Linked DNA regions of Homo sapiens: all the other regions are linked to region 3. Evidence: chromatin contacts called from ENCODE Hi-C or POLR2A ChIA-PET data. All regions are on one chromosome and are shown on one strand. Each heading gives the region's core, a stretch centred on a gene start or an enhancer-like site at or near the end of the contact. The rest is flanking DNA. Distances are from core to core; before and after follow the strand shown. Region 1 has its middle 89 kb from the start of LINC02015. Region 2 has its middle 40 kb from the start of LINC02015. Region 3 holds the start of LINC00578 (long intergenic non-protein coding RNA 578). Region 4 overlaps TBL1XR1 (TBL1X/Y related 1). Region 5 overlaps TBL1XR1 (TBL1X/Y related 1).

Region 1 (2,700 bases), core at 190-2,689, 460 kb after region 3:
CCCAAACTGCTTAAAACATTTTAATCCAAGGCAAATCTTTAGTTCTTCTGGTTTGCTGGAGTGGGAGGTGGGGTGGAGGGACTGGGGAAACAGTAGGATGAGGCAGTGGAGATTTAACATTCTTGTATGTGCTGGAGTGCTGTGCTAGGTGCTTCCATTTTTAATCTCTTTAAATGCAAGAACTTTGTGAGATCAGTGCTATTCCCTCCATTTTCCAGGTGAGGAACCATGAGTCTCAGAGAAGCTAAGAAGTTTATCCAGACACCCACATTTTTGTGAGTGGTGGACTTAAGATTTGAACCTGTTTTGGTTTCCAAGTTCTTTGGTCTTTTTACTGTTCCTTAATTGTTGCCTGTTACAGGATGCCTTGCATTTCTTCATAAATGAGTCCAATTTTTGCCTGCCACCTGGTTTATATGACTGTCCAGATTGATTTTTCTTTTAAATTTACATTTTGCAACTGTAGGCTTTTTTCCTTTCCATTTACCTCCTGCCTCAGTCATGAGGTTGGAAAAAATGAGAAGTATGCTGGTTTTGTTTGGACTGAGAACATTCCAAAATGTTTGGCTGCACCTCAAAACCCTGTTAAAATAATATTATTTATAACTTTCTGCTTGGTCAATTTTGTTTTAAGTTTGGCTATCTCCCATAGGAGGTTATTCTTTCTCCTTGATGGTAAGGTTTGCTGCTTGAAAGCCTTAATCTTAAACATTTTTCAAGTAAGACTCAGGTCCTTGCCTGAATACAAACTCGTTAGATAATAGCCCCAACCACTCTGAAGCAGTTCATTGCAGAAGCTCACTCTCAGCTGTTGTGGGTGGGGTGTTAGCAGAATGAATGCCATAGGTTTACATGTGAACCATCAGCCCTGCTCACAAAATATAATCTGTCCAGCACCGCGATAGGTTGCATTTTAGAGCTGGGCTTTAGTATGGTGTGACTGTTTACCAGAATGCCTTCTGAGGAATACAAAGTAATTTTTTTTTTTTTACATTCCTCCTCAGTAAGGTTATTGTTGTTAGCAGATTTATTTAGCTGCCCTAGCAGCTTAAGACATTTCATTGACTTTTGAGCAGACGATTTGATTTTTCAGGCACAGATGGGGGAAAAACAGCTAGCAGAATCATTAGAATGGATACCTACCACAAGTAGTAGGGAGGCAGGCTTTTAACAGGACATAGCTAAAGAGAAGACCTGTCTTTGCCTCAATGTGTAATTGAACACTGTCTAAAATTGATGGCAAAGCAATGTGAATTATAGGGGCCAAGGATTTGCTATTTAGAAACTTAAACAAATCTGCTTTTTCTAAAAGGCCTTTCTTTTTCACACAAAAACGATGGTCAGTGAAGTGGCAATTCTCAGTGAAACGACAATGCTTCTCCCTCAGGAGCAGCTACCCTCAAGGAAACAGAGCCAAAACACAGAGACTGAATCATTAACCTAAAAATGTAGTTACATAACTGCTAAAATTCCACACTTTGCAGGCCTGTGGCCTGACTTTAGCCTTTAGAGACATTCCTAGCCCAGTGGTTGCTAGTAGCCACTGCTCACATTTCTCCATCTCTCTGCCTCCCAGGAGCTAAACTCCTATTGATTTTCCCAGAACCCTGAGCTGTCTCCATAATAGAATGATTTGGTGGGCGTCCTGTCAAATGCAAAAGGAAGCCTCTGCCAGACTGAGCATTAGAACACGGTGTTTTTAAATAGAAATGTGAAATATCAGTGCAATTACAAATCAATAAAAACCCAGAGGGAAAGAGAATCTCATTTGAGGAAAGATCTTTAAGTTTTTTTCCTTTCTTTTTTCTCGTAATGAAAAATTAGATCAGGGAACCAAATTTATGAGGTAAAAACTGTCAACAAAGTATTCCTAGCTGTTGCTGAGGCTGAGAAAAAAGAAAGCTAAATCATGCATGCAGTGTGAGTATGTGAATGACACATTTTAATATATTAGGGAGTCAAAATACCTCTCATTTTTTACTTGTGTTTTTGGCTGTTGCCCAAATCGTTATTGTTTTATTTATTTTGCTAATGTCATTCTCTTATGCCTTTTTCCAAATTCCATATTTTCTCCTAGGTTTGCTTTCCATATGCTGGATGATGTGTGTGGATTTTCAGTGTGTGTTTCAGAGTCTTAAAAGCTCATGCTAGCTTGCTTAACATACCTGCCATAACTCATGATATAGAACCCTATGGAGAACTGTGTTGCAACATGGATGCAGTGCCTATACTAAGGCACATTGCCAAGCTGAAGACTGTCAGAGAGCATCACTAACGGAGGTAAGCCAGTAGGGTCTAAAAATCTTCACAGAGAGAAGGTATGACCAGATGATAGTCCATTAAATTGCGTTGAGGTGCAGCACTATGTTCTAAATTGGTGTACCCCACGAATTTATATGTTGAGGCCTAATACCCAATGTGATAGTATTAAGAGGTATGGCCTTTAGGAAGTGATTAAGTCATAAGGTGAGGGCTTGACCCTTATGAATGAGAATAGTGACCTTATAAAAGAGGCTTGAGTGAGCTCTCTGGCTCTTTTTTGCCATGTAAGGATGCAGCAACAAGTCACCATCTATTAAGCCAATTACCAGACACCAAATCTACTGGTGCTTTGATGTTGGACTTCCCAGCCTCCAGACCTCTAAGAAATAAATCTCTGTTGTTTATAAATTACTGAGTCTAAAGTACTTTGTTATAGCA
Region 2 (2,700 bases), core at 80-2,579, 330 kb after region 3:
CCCTTAATTAAGGGAATCTAAGTCTAGTGGGGAAGGTAGACAAACAGAATTACAACACTAAAGGAAGGGTTCTCTACTAGTCTTATGAGTACCAGGCAGGGACAGTGCAGAGGAATGGTGACTGAATCTGCTTGAACCCTGGAGAAAGGGTATGGGGGAGGAGAAAGGAAAGGCAATTCAGTGAGGGATCAGCATCTGCAAAGCCACAGAGCTGTAGAAGGTTGTCGTGTGTTAGGAACAGGTGAGACGTTCAGTGTGCATGAAGGTGGGGCTGCGGGGTACCTAGTGTGAGGTGGTAAAAGTAGATGCCTTCCCAAGGCCCTAATTAATGAGTATCATCAATTTCAAGAGTATTTCAGATTAGTCTCTGCTCAGGGAAACATGAATGGCTGCAATCTTACAGCTCATATATGAAAGACACTTGGTAGAGGAGCTTCCCCAATTTGGTAATACTAAACATGTACATGATATTGTCAATAATAGGTTGTGAAGCTGAAAGAAATTCTCTCAATTATCATTAATAATAAACAAATTTTGATTAACCATGTTACAGGAAAAATGGAATGATCTTTCTAGTTTCTCTGTAGGAAAGGATATTACAGAATTTTGTCATAAAAAGAAACAGACTCTGCAGCCAAAAATGTAGAATACAGGCATTTAGGGAGACTTGTTAGAACATCAGTACAAATCTTATGTTATCGATACCAATTCATACAAATCTGTTATTTGTTTCTGGGTTTTGTGATATTTCTGGTATTTGTTGGCTTTTTAAAGCTGATATTTTTGCATTTTTCTTTTCTCATTCTGAATAAATATTCACTATTGACTTACTTTTTATAATTTTTCATACAGAGGGCATCATAAATTGTATTAGCTTCTGGTCTCCCTAAACCTCTGTTGGCCAGCAGACAGGAGCTTAGACTAGAAAGGTAGGTTGCCACCAATCTGGAGTCCGAGACTCACAAGATGGTAGAGGACCTGCATGTCCACCTGAGGCTTCCTGTCCTCATCTTACTAAAGAAGAAACTGGGCCCAGAGATGTCGAGTGACTGCTGTAGGTCTCAGAGCCTGCTGATAGCAGAGCCAAGAGTTGGATTTATCTTTGGCTTCCCTAACATGTCTTCCTTATGTCAAGCTCTGCAAAGGGCAAGCATCGGGTAGGAGTCACAAATACGTTGACTCACTTGTTTTGGCCGGTACAATGTTTAAAAAATAACCCAATGTCAATGCTTTTAGGAGGGACTTGCACTCTACCATTCATAGTTTCTTCCATTCCCATCTCCTTACAGCAAGGTGAGGCATGTACTCGCCCTGTGTCACCTGAGAAGGTATCTGGGTTGGGGCAATGGTACTTCCAGAGCAGAGGGGTTTTGAGGCTGTAGGCTTGAGACATTCTCCTCCTGTGACACATTGCTAAGAAATGTGGTGTTCCAAAATGAATCTGCCACAACATCATCTGTCAGCAGCTCTGGTATTTGAGTTCCCGAGTAGGAAAAGAACAAAAGCCACATTCTACCTGTCAGCAATCATGAAATGGTAGGAGGAACTAGCCATGCTGGCTGGTTTGTGGATGTGTGATCACGGGCAGGGAAAACTGGAGGAATGCCAACTCTTTGAGGGAGAAACGCTGCTTGTGACAGCAGCAGACCCACTCAGAGCATATTTCAGCAAGGGGCTGCTTGTATTTAGTTTCAGCCCTTGACCGCACCGTATCTGGCAACTTAAGTTCCAAAGAAAATACAATATTTCAGGTGTTCTTAGCATAACAGTGGACCAAGAGTGGGTATGTTTTCAGTTACAAAAGCAGCTAAAACTTCAATCTCAAAAAACAGGAATCCAAACCATTACATTGCTATAAAATTCTGGCTAATGGACATAGGAAACAGTCTTGTTAGCTGTTGCCAATCCACACCAAGAAATCATCTAAAAAGAATGGTTGTGTATTTGGTCCAGTTCAGTTCTCTCCTGATATCAGACTCTAAGGCCTTCTATAAAGCAGTCTAGACTATTTTACTTGGGGACATATCTAAGGATTTAGCATATATTACATATTATGACCTTTTATATTGTTCTTAACAAAGTCTACATTTATCTAAGACTTAACTATATGCATGGGCTTTACATTTATTATATCAAATTCATGTAACAATCTTGCACTCTTTTCATTTTATAAATAAAGTATCTGATGCTCAGAGAGGTCATATCTTGTATATGATACCGTGATGCAAGACCACATATTTATCAGCAGAGCTAGGACTAGAGCTCAGGTCTCTTGTTCCAAAGTCATGACATACTCCTGCCTCAACACAACTGCCATAAAGAAAAGCTCAAACCAATGTGTACCAGTCAATGTGACTCCCCTGAAGGCTTGTGTTGCACCCAGGTATGGTCCATGGGACTAGGGTCATCACCCTTTAGGCCGGTTGGTTGCATTCACTCTAGGTTGTCTTGCTGAGCTTGCAAGGATTGGCTGGGCAGCTGCCATAATGTCCAATGACTGCCTGCTGCTGAACATAGTTATCTTTTTCCTTCTAGGGAGATGTGGAGCACCAGGGAACAGGTTCACTGAGCCACCTTGTGTCCATCTCTGGGGACTGCATCTTCCCCCACATTCTAGCACCTAAAGATATAGGGGACTCCATCTTCCTTTGCTACCACCATTCTTACATTCTAACCTGAAAGAGACTTTGCCTACATGCC
Region 3 (2,700 bases), core at 110-2,609:
TTGGCATGATACTTGCATGCAGAAGAACTCAACAAATGTAATGATGGTGGCGAGGATCACTGGAATCTCCCTCCTTTAATTGACAGCTGCGCTGGGCCTTCCCTGATGCTCGGGACCTGGTGCCCGGGGCATGCCTTCTGTTGTGCCTTCACTCCTGCAGAGGCATGCCTGCTTCTTTCGTGGACCATATGTCTCTTTTTCTGAGACAGCCTCAGCTTCAAATATTCTGATCCATTGTTTCCACAAATCAGTGAATTAACAGAGAAGTCCAGTATTTGATATATAGTAACTGAATGACTCAGGTCAATAATACAATAAAAACATGTGTCACCAAAAAATGAGTCACAGGCTGAAGAATTGATACATTAATGGGGACACATGTGTGCATGCTAGCCCACATTCGATACAATGATGTGTGTGAATGTGCTGTTGTTTTAGCTGTAAAGGTGAAGAATATTATACTTTTAAAATCTTGCCACATTAGGGGCAATGCTGAGGTGATGGACTGTAATGGGGTGGCTAAACGGTGACTATTTCTACTTGCTACTGAATGCACTTGGGGAATTTAAAATAAGTTTGAAATTGTTTCAGAGGGTCAGAATTATTTTCGTTAAAATTTTAATTTAATTTTATTTTAACATCAAAATGCAGAATGATTGCTAAAATTTGATTGGATAAGACATTTTATAAGAATTCACAAAATCAGACCAGACCAAATTTAATCTTGAAACGGTGTCTAGACTTTTTATTTGGAAATTATGATTAACATATTGCTAATCAAAATTCCTGAAGCAGAGGCCTTTGTCTATACTGAAGACTTACAAAGGAGAGTGAGATGTATTTATTTGAGATGATGGCCACAAAGCCCATGTGGCTTGCATTTGATAGAATGATAATGGAGTAGCATTCTTAAGCCTGTGATTAATTGCAACAAGCCTTGGAAAGCTACTTGAAAAACTATGCTTTGTTTATAGTATTTATTTCTTTGATTCAAGAATTGTTCCAGTTGCAAAACTCTCCTAGGGCACATGTTCAAATGATTAATATATTATTTATATGGAAAATAACCTAGAATAACAACTAAACTAAAAGCAAATAGTTGCCTTAGTACCAACCTATGGCACAAGACCAATTAGGATAAAAAGAAGATGAGATCCCCTTCTTGGCTTTGTGTTCATACATGGTGAGGTATCCTCAGAACTATGTGTGATGGTACCCCTCTGGAGGCTGAGATAGAAAGTTCCTTAATGATGGAGACTAACAATCTTTAGCAGCAAAGGAAGAGACTGGGCGTTTTATACATATATGGTCATGATTTGGAGACTTGTGAGGAAGGCCAAAGTGGATTGGCTGTGGTCTCGGTGTAGCACGATGGAATCTGGTGGCTTAAACCTAGCTGTCCACATTTCACTATCTGAAGAGCAGAAAATGTGTTAATAGGAGCCTGGTGAGTGGAGGAGACTGAAGATGGAGAGAGAGCCTGGACCTCAACATGAGCATCTGGAGCCATTTGGCAGCATTAGGCTGTGACCGCTTAGAGAACCGAAAGGTAAGATCCTCCGATTAGTTCCTCTTTTTCTGAGTTTATGTTTGCAAAGCACTTTCTAACTATAAAAGTTTCCTATTTCAGTTTTCAAATAGGGAGAATCTGCACTGACCAATGTTTGGTGTGTTCATCAACTTGGTTATAGTTGTCAGTGTAAATTAACTCACTGTCTGGATAGAGGGGAGAATGAAATGACTTATTCTGTGCCAAAGAGAGACAGAGTGAAAAACAGACTTCAGAAGGCTTGAAACTCAGGCCTGTTCTCTGTCTCTAACATGCTTTCATTAGCCTGTAGAAGCTTGAGAGACGCACAGACACATCTTGCAACATCTTCTGGCTTCTCGATGTGCATTTATGTGAGTGTGGGAGCCATGCGTGTGTGTATGCTGGGAGAGGAACCCCCATCTCCTCCTCCCCGGCAATGTCCCCGCTCTCTTTAGATCCTTATGAGTTGACTCAGTTCCCATGGATGGATGCTGTGTGCAGAAGCGGGCCACTGGCCCTGGGCTCCACAGCTGGCTTCAAGCTCTGATCTCTGTGTTCATTTCTCTCTGTAATCTCAGTCCCAGCAGACCTCTCATCTTCCTGGGTGATTGAGTGTAGATTCTAGTTTTATTCTTTTAACATTTTTATTTACTGATGAAGGAAAATCCTAATTTATTTTCTATTGGGAAAAAAAATATGGACCAACCCCATAAAACCAGAACATTGGCAACTACTGCCATTTTGAATCCCAGTTCTACAGAGTTTGGAGATTTATTAAATTTTTCTAGTTAAAAGAGACCTTAGAGACCTTCGAGTCCACATGAGAACAAAAGAAATATATTTTATATTGCAAAATGCACACACATCCACCCACCAACACAAACAAATATTCATACAGACACACACAACTGAAAAGTTTTTTTCTTTTTGAGATGGAGTCTCACTCTTTCACCCAGGCTGTAGTGCCGTGGTGAGATCTTGGCTCACTGCAAGCTCCGCCTCCCGGATTCAGGCCATTCTCCTGCCTCAGCCTCCCGTGTAGCTGGGACTACAGGCGCCCACCACCACACCCAGCTAATTTTGTTTTTGTATTTTTAGTGGAGACAGGGTTTCACTGTGTTAGCCAGGATGGTCTCGATCTCCTGACCTCGTGATCCACCCGCCTCAGC
Region 4 (2,700 bases), core at 129-2,628, 330 kb before region 3:
AAAGAAAATAAACTAGGATTTATAATCCTATTGAATGCCTAAAGGCATTTTCGCACAGAAGTAATACTAATATCAGTTAATTATAACTGCATGTATAGTTTAAAAGGGAGCAAAAAGGTTAAAAATAGTATAGTATTAAAAGAACAAAAAGAATCAACTCCCTAAGCAAAAAAATTGTTTGAATTATGAATTTCCATGAGTTTAAAAAATACTAATGGTATTTTTATTAATGCAAACAACAAAGAAACAGACAATAAAGACACTGGGCTAGCTGAGACTGGTCCTGGAAATGCGTCCTCTTTGCCAGAGCAAATAGAAGGAAGGAAGAAACAGAAAACACTGGCCATAAGTTGTGGCAATACTAGCTAATGTTCACCAAGCAGCGATGAGAAGAAATGTTATGCCCATCTTAAAAATTAACAGAAAATGAGCTTGCATTTTAGCTTTTTGATGGGATAAGGATATCTGGATACCAAAAATCACTTCTATAATAGAGATGAAAATGTTATTGTCAAACATGTTTTCTTTTCACATTTTCTAACAATCCTAAATCATAATCTAATTCACAGATAAATATGGGGAAAAAACAAGTAAATTGTATATTTGTAATTAATTTTTAAAAACAAGTTAATATATAAACAAAATTACATTTAAAATTGTCAATTTCATACCTTTTCCCAATTTTTTAATTGAACATAAACTGAATATGAAAGCAACCAAACATTCAATCAGAAACAAAGAACCTGCACACTAAATGAACTCTCTCCATTAGAAATGCATTAGTTACTCAAGAAAATACAAACTATCAAGCAAGTCCCCTTTAAGAGAATAGGAAGAAATGTAATTTAAAGCCTATGTTTACCTCCAAGACTAAACAGAAGGTTGTTTTGTTTTTGTATTTTGGGATGATTGTAAGATTTGTCCTGCAGTAGACAACAGAACTATGGGAAGAAAGAAGAGGTGGGGAAAGAAAGGAAGAAGGAAGAAAAAACAAATTGTAATTAACCTTTCTACTAGAGATTGTTAACATTAAAAGTTAGCCCTTTACATCGAGTTACTATTAATTCACCCACTGGGGACAAAACTTACTAAAATACATCAGTAAATAAAACACAGATCCCTGCTCTCTCACAGTTTAAATTCCAGCAGAATTTTGATTAATAAGTAATGTTACAATCATAAATGCTATGAAAAAAGAAAAAGTCCAAGCAGGGTAAAGGGATTCAGAAGTTGGGGGGAAGAGAGGTGAAAGAGGAACCCCTGGGTTGCAATATTAAAGTAGGATGGTCAGAGCCAGAGTTGGTTTGTATTTCAATTGAGAGACAGCAAGATACTCAGGAAGCTTCCTGTATGCTCGATGTTCTGTGTACAGACAATGATGTATGAAGACGTGCCTTATATCTTGGTGTTGTCCGCTTACTACTGGAAGGCATACCTAGAACACTTCCTTATTCACAAAATACGTCATTTATGTTTTAGTTACTCTAATTTTTTCTCTGCAGTATCGATTTGTGCCTGATGCCTCCTATATATTGTGAAGCTACAACTCCTAGGAGACCTATCAGGCATTATAATTGACATGTTGTATATGCAGGCCATGATAAAAGCTATGAAATGCTAAAGAGAAGATGTGCCAAATCAAAGAAATTCTTAACTGTAACCCAGAGTCTATTCAGTCAAAATATTTTCAGACACACATTCTTACAAAATTAACATCAAAGAACTTCAAAGTTTTTCCAAGACACATGATACAGAAAAACAGAAAAATGTCACTAAAATAGAATGTCTAATGACTTAAGCCCTTCTACAGTTTAGGCAACAATTTGTAAATATCCAGCAAAGCTTACAATGTATCTAGGGCTATACACCCACCATTACGAATTTAAAATACCTGACTAGGGAAAAATAACAAAACACAAACCAGAACTTCTTTGCTTAAGAACACCTGGTCTTGGTTTTGTGGTTTTTTTTTCCCTACTGTGTTCACTATTCTTCAGCAGAAGACAAAGAGGAGGCAAAGGATAAATGTCTGTGAAAATGCATAAAGCTAGAACTATGAAGACACTAAGCTGAATTTTTTCAATACCTTCTATTGTAAATGCACAGGAATAAATGACAGTATGTCTGTGACTTATGCCTACTATTGTACCTAAAACACAATTCTAGATATGAATAAGAATTAAATGAGATGAGAGGAAGGAGTGGTCAGAACTTAATGAGAACGGGGGGGATATTTTGGGAAGCAGATAAGTGTGAGAACAAAAATCTTACCTCCTCTTCATGAGAGAAAAGAAGCCGGAAATTGTCTAAGGAATACTTCTTCTAGATAGGGTCCAGAAGAGGAAAATATCTTTCAAACAAAGAGGAAAAAAATGTGTTGTGTATGATTTTCACCCCCTTGATCTCACGTCAAGCAAATCAACAGTTGAAAGGAACTGCTCTAACAACTCAGACTCAACTAGACAAATTCACAAAACCTAAGTAGGCCACACCTGGCATGTGTTTACAGAGAAAGCTACAGGACAGGACAGGCTAGCAGGGCAGTATCACGCCAGGCACACAACAGGAGGACATGCAATCCAGGAGCTATTGTCTTTGCACCTCTCCCTACTATCATCACCATCACCATATCATTATTCAGGTAGGTATGCAAAGGGCAAAGAATCCACAAACGATACAAAAGTTACCCTGGGTTAGACA
Region 5 (2,700 bases), core at 190-2,689, 380 kb before region 3:
TGTTCTGTCAGACCAGGAGAAAAACTATCACAGGTGCTTACATGCATCTCAAGGTACTGCAGATGTACTTAGGATGCTCTCAAATAGCAATGAAACATCCCTGAAGTAGTCATTAGCATTGTTTTGGCACTTCTCACTAATGTTTACCCTAGAGAAGTTCCAAACTTAAATGCTCTGCTTAAATGTTGAATTCAACTAGAATATTTTCTTTATTTCTAGCCATGGCATTACATAGCAGTTTAAAATTACTATGTTCAAAATCAATTTTCTTCTTCCCCTCCCTAAAACTACTTTTCCTTAGAAACTTCTGATCTCATTTCACTACACCTGAAAGTCATAGTCATCCTAACTCCCTCTTCTCTCTCGGTCCCTTGGCATTTGACAATTTACCAAATCCTACCATCCTACTCCAAATCCTACCACTCTACCATCTGTAGATGCTCATCACCTTACCTTTTCTGCCAGATCTGCGTTTAGTCCCCATTACCCTTTGCTATACACATTTCTTTCCCCTCCTCCTCAATTCAGTATATATGCCAAGCTACAGCTAGACTATTACTTGTAAAACAAAAAACTGAACATATCACTTCTTGCTTGAGAATTTTCAATGATCCCCTTGGCCTTCATAACAAAGGTCAAACGCCTAATTATGGCACACAGTTGTTTCTGTAATCTGGCTCTTCTGTCTCTCCAGTCTCATCTCAATACTACACACCCCGTCTCACTCCCATTACACAATAAATTCAAGTGGTGGCAAATTACATCTAACATCTTGAATATGCTGTGTTATACATCATGCCTCTGAGCCTTATGTCCTCCTTTGCTCTTTCTCCTATCTGAATGGAGGTGAAATCCTCTTTCACTACACCAGGGCTAACCAGTCTCTCCTACGCTGATCCTAGAATTTCTGTATGTGTGGCACTTACCACACTGGTTATCAACTGTGTGGCTATGGTTGTTTGCCTGTGTGTGACTACTAGACTGGGATCCTGACAAAAGGGTTTAAGTCTAGTAATCCTTTAATTCTGGGAAACTAGCACATTACCTGAGTCAACAAGTACTCAATAAACATTTTTTAAATTAGAATGCAATTATACTATAATGTATTTTGGCACATCAAAAAAATCTGTGACTCCAGAAAAAGCATATGACTTAAGTCTTCCTTGGAAAAATCTAAAACTTGAACTAGTTTTGTGCCAGAAGCTATTTCCATTTATCTGTAAATATATATATGCAGAAAAAGGCTTTTTCCAGGGACAGCTTTTGATTTATATAATAGGAGGCAAAAGAGACCACCTAAATCTGTTAGATGTTAAAATCCGGCATGACCATCTAAAATAGCATCCCTTCTTTCCAAGTGTAAGAGCAAATCTGATAGTACCTCTGTAATCAAGTACTCTAAACACTGACTAGGGTATTGAGACTCAGGGAGAAGAGAGACTCCAGAAAGAAATAAGACTGAAACACATGAAGTATATAGTCATTCAGTGACAGAGACGAGCAACGACAGCTGGCAGGGAGTGGGGTGGCACGCATGAAGATCACAAAACAGCCATTTTCTATAGATCGCTTGTTTCAGGAAGTGCTTTCTGTAAGGATGTTAGGGACTGTGTTCTCAAAGGGGAGTTAGTCATACAGAGCCTGCCAACTCTACCTTGCAAATAGGCAATACAAGAATAAGAAAATGGACTCTGAACACCATGATTATGGTACAGGATGACTAGATGAGACAAACTGGTAAAAAAGGCAAAGCTTAAATATGACCACAACATACTGCCCTAGTCTGAAACGAAAATCTGATTGATCCAAGGTCCTATATAAGCTTCAAGTCAGAAAAGCTCAGCAAATTATACTCATGTTCTCATCATCAAATGCTTTCTTGACTCCAACTCTGCCCTACAGATCCAGATTTTAGAAAAGGTAAATAGGATGGGGAAAAAATGACACAGGGGATCTTTGTTATTGAAGAGCTAGATCTAGTACTGATACACTAGCTATAAAATTTCGTGCCCTAATTTTGCCCTTAAAAATACATGTAACTATGAACATTTTATATAAATAATACTTTCTGAAATAATTTTAATAGCATCATAATATTCAGCCAGTAAATTATTCACGCCATAGCTGGACCTTCGAACTTTTCCAATGATCACTATTTTAAAAGAATATTACCTCAAATATCTATATGTATAGGCTTTTGCCATGTACAATGTGTGTTGTTTTTTTCTCCTTAGGATGGATTCCCTCAAAAGCTGAAGGGGATATAAGCATTTTAAAGAAGGTTTTCATCATTGCCAAATTGCTTTCCAAAAAGATTATTAATAATGCCAAAAGCAATTTCCATGTTTCCTTATACTCTCGCTATGCTGGCTAGTCCTAAAAAACATTGAACAAATTCTCTGTTTGGCAACTATTAAAGGACCATTGTCCCTTTGATAAGTGTGCTAGCAGGAATGTGTAATACGAATTTCCTGTGTCAGCAAAAAATGGTAATTCAGCTTACAAAAAGAGGAGAAAAACTTATTTGGGAAAAAAAAAGAATTGTAATTATCAGCATTTATGACAACTGCTTGCTGTTTATTGTCAATTAGTCATGGATACAACCATGTGTGTAAAATCAAGGTTATTCTGTATTTCATTTGATTATAAAACAAAACTATATACCTACTTGCACTTCTGTAGCTGGTCATCTACTGATAA

The links. A loop is a pair of places that touch in the nucleus more often than their neighbours do. ChIA-PET counts read pairs that join two places held with the same protein, here RNA polymerase II (POLR2A). Pooled maps may share reads with other maps.
Region 1: a map of PC-9 shows a loop between it and region 3 (5-fold over the local background). The contact joins the enhancer-like site here to the promoter of LINC00578 in region 3. A Hi-C loop is called at or near these places in 2 of 168 maps with a recorded cell type or tissue (PC-9 and endothelial cell of umbilical vein).
Region 2: a loop to region 3 is called in a map of A673, with 2.2 times the contacts of the local background. The contact joins the enhancer-like site here to the promoter of LINC00578 in region 3. A Hi-C loop is called at or near these places in 3 of 168 maps with a recorded cell type or tissue (A673, PC-9 and mammary epithelial cell), 3 of 37 single-sample maps with no recorded cell type and 7 of 50 pooled maps. POLR2A ChIA-PET finds 5 or more read pairs at or near these places in 4 of 52 experiments (BJ, MCF 10A, Panc1 and 1 more).
Region 4: a pooled map shows a loop between it and region 3 (5-fold over the local background). The contact joins the enhancer-like site here to the promoter of LINC00578 in region 3. A Hi-C loop is called at or near these places in 1 of 168 maps with a recorded cell type or tissue (mammary epithelial cell), 3 of 37 single-sample maps with no recorded cell type and 3 of 50 pooled maps. POLR2A ChIA-PET finds 5 or more read pairs at or near these places in 1 of 52 experiments (BJ).
Region 5: a loop to region 3 is called in a map of B cell, with 2.5 times the contacts of the local background. The contact joins the enhancer-like site here to the promoter of LINC00578 in region 3. A Hi-C loop is called at or near these places in 7 of 168 maps with a recorded cell type or tissue (A673, B cell, PC-9 and 4 more), 23 of 37 single-sample maps with no recorded cell type and 15 of 50 pooled maps. POLR2A ChIA-PET finds 5 or more read pairs at or near these places in 4 of 52 experiments (CD4-positive, alpha-beta memory T cell, MCF 10A, activated CD4-positive, alpha-beta T cell and 1 more).

Annotation. Positions count from the first base shown.
Region 1 is chr3:177,904,817-177,907,516 of GRCh38, forward strand. No RefSeq gene overlaps it. Among named protein-coding and RNA genes, the nearest start is that of LINC02015, 89 kb to the left of the region's middle. Within about 2 kb of position 1,440, at least 8 of the 41 ENCODE cell types and tissues checked have a DNase peak (open chromatin) inside an H3K27ac peak, as active enhancers do; they include PC-9, where a contact is called at or near this core.
Region 2 is chr3:177,775,367-177,778,066 of GRCh38, forward strand. No RefSeq gene overlaps it. Among named protein-coding and RNA genes, the nearest start is that of LINC02015, 40 kb to the right of the region's middle. Within about 2 kb of position 1,330, at least 6 of the 41 ENCODE cell types and tissues checked have a DNase peak (open chromatin) inside an H3K27ac peak, as active enhancers do; they include PC-9 and mammary epithelial cell, where a contact is called at or near this core.
Region 3 is chr3:177,440,562-177,443,261 of GRCh38, forward strand. LINC00578 (long intergenic non-protein coding RNA 578) reads left to right here and starts at 1,360. Exons shown (of 4, transcript NR_047568.1): 1 at 1,360-1,549. RefSeq lists an enhancer at 1,258-1,387.
Region 4 is chr3:177,108,538-177,111,237 of GRCh38, forward strand. The region is part of intron 1 of TBL1XR1 (TBL1X/Y related 1); the gene reads right to left. Among named protein-coding and RNA genes, the nearest start is that of TBL1XR1-AS1, 72 kb to the left of the region's middle. Within about 2 kb of position 1,379, at least 3 of the 41 ENCODE cell types and tissues checked have a DNase peak (open chromatin) inside an H3K27ac peak, as active enhancers do.
Region 5 is chr3:177,056,397-177,059,096 of GRCh38, forward strand. All of the region lies in intron 3 of TBL1XR1 (TBL1X/Y related 1), which reads right to left. Among named protein-coding and RNA genes, the nearest start is that of TBL1XR1-AS1, 20 kb to the left of the region's middle. RefSeq lists enhancers at 1,598-1,657, 1,698-1,767. Within about 2 kb of position 1,440, at least 4 of the 41 ENCODE cell types and tissues checked have a DNase peak (open chromatin) inside an H3K27ac peak, as active enhancers do; they include A673 and B cell, where a contact is called at or near this core.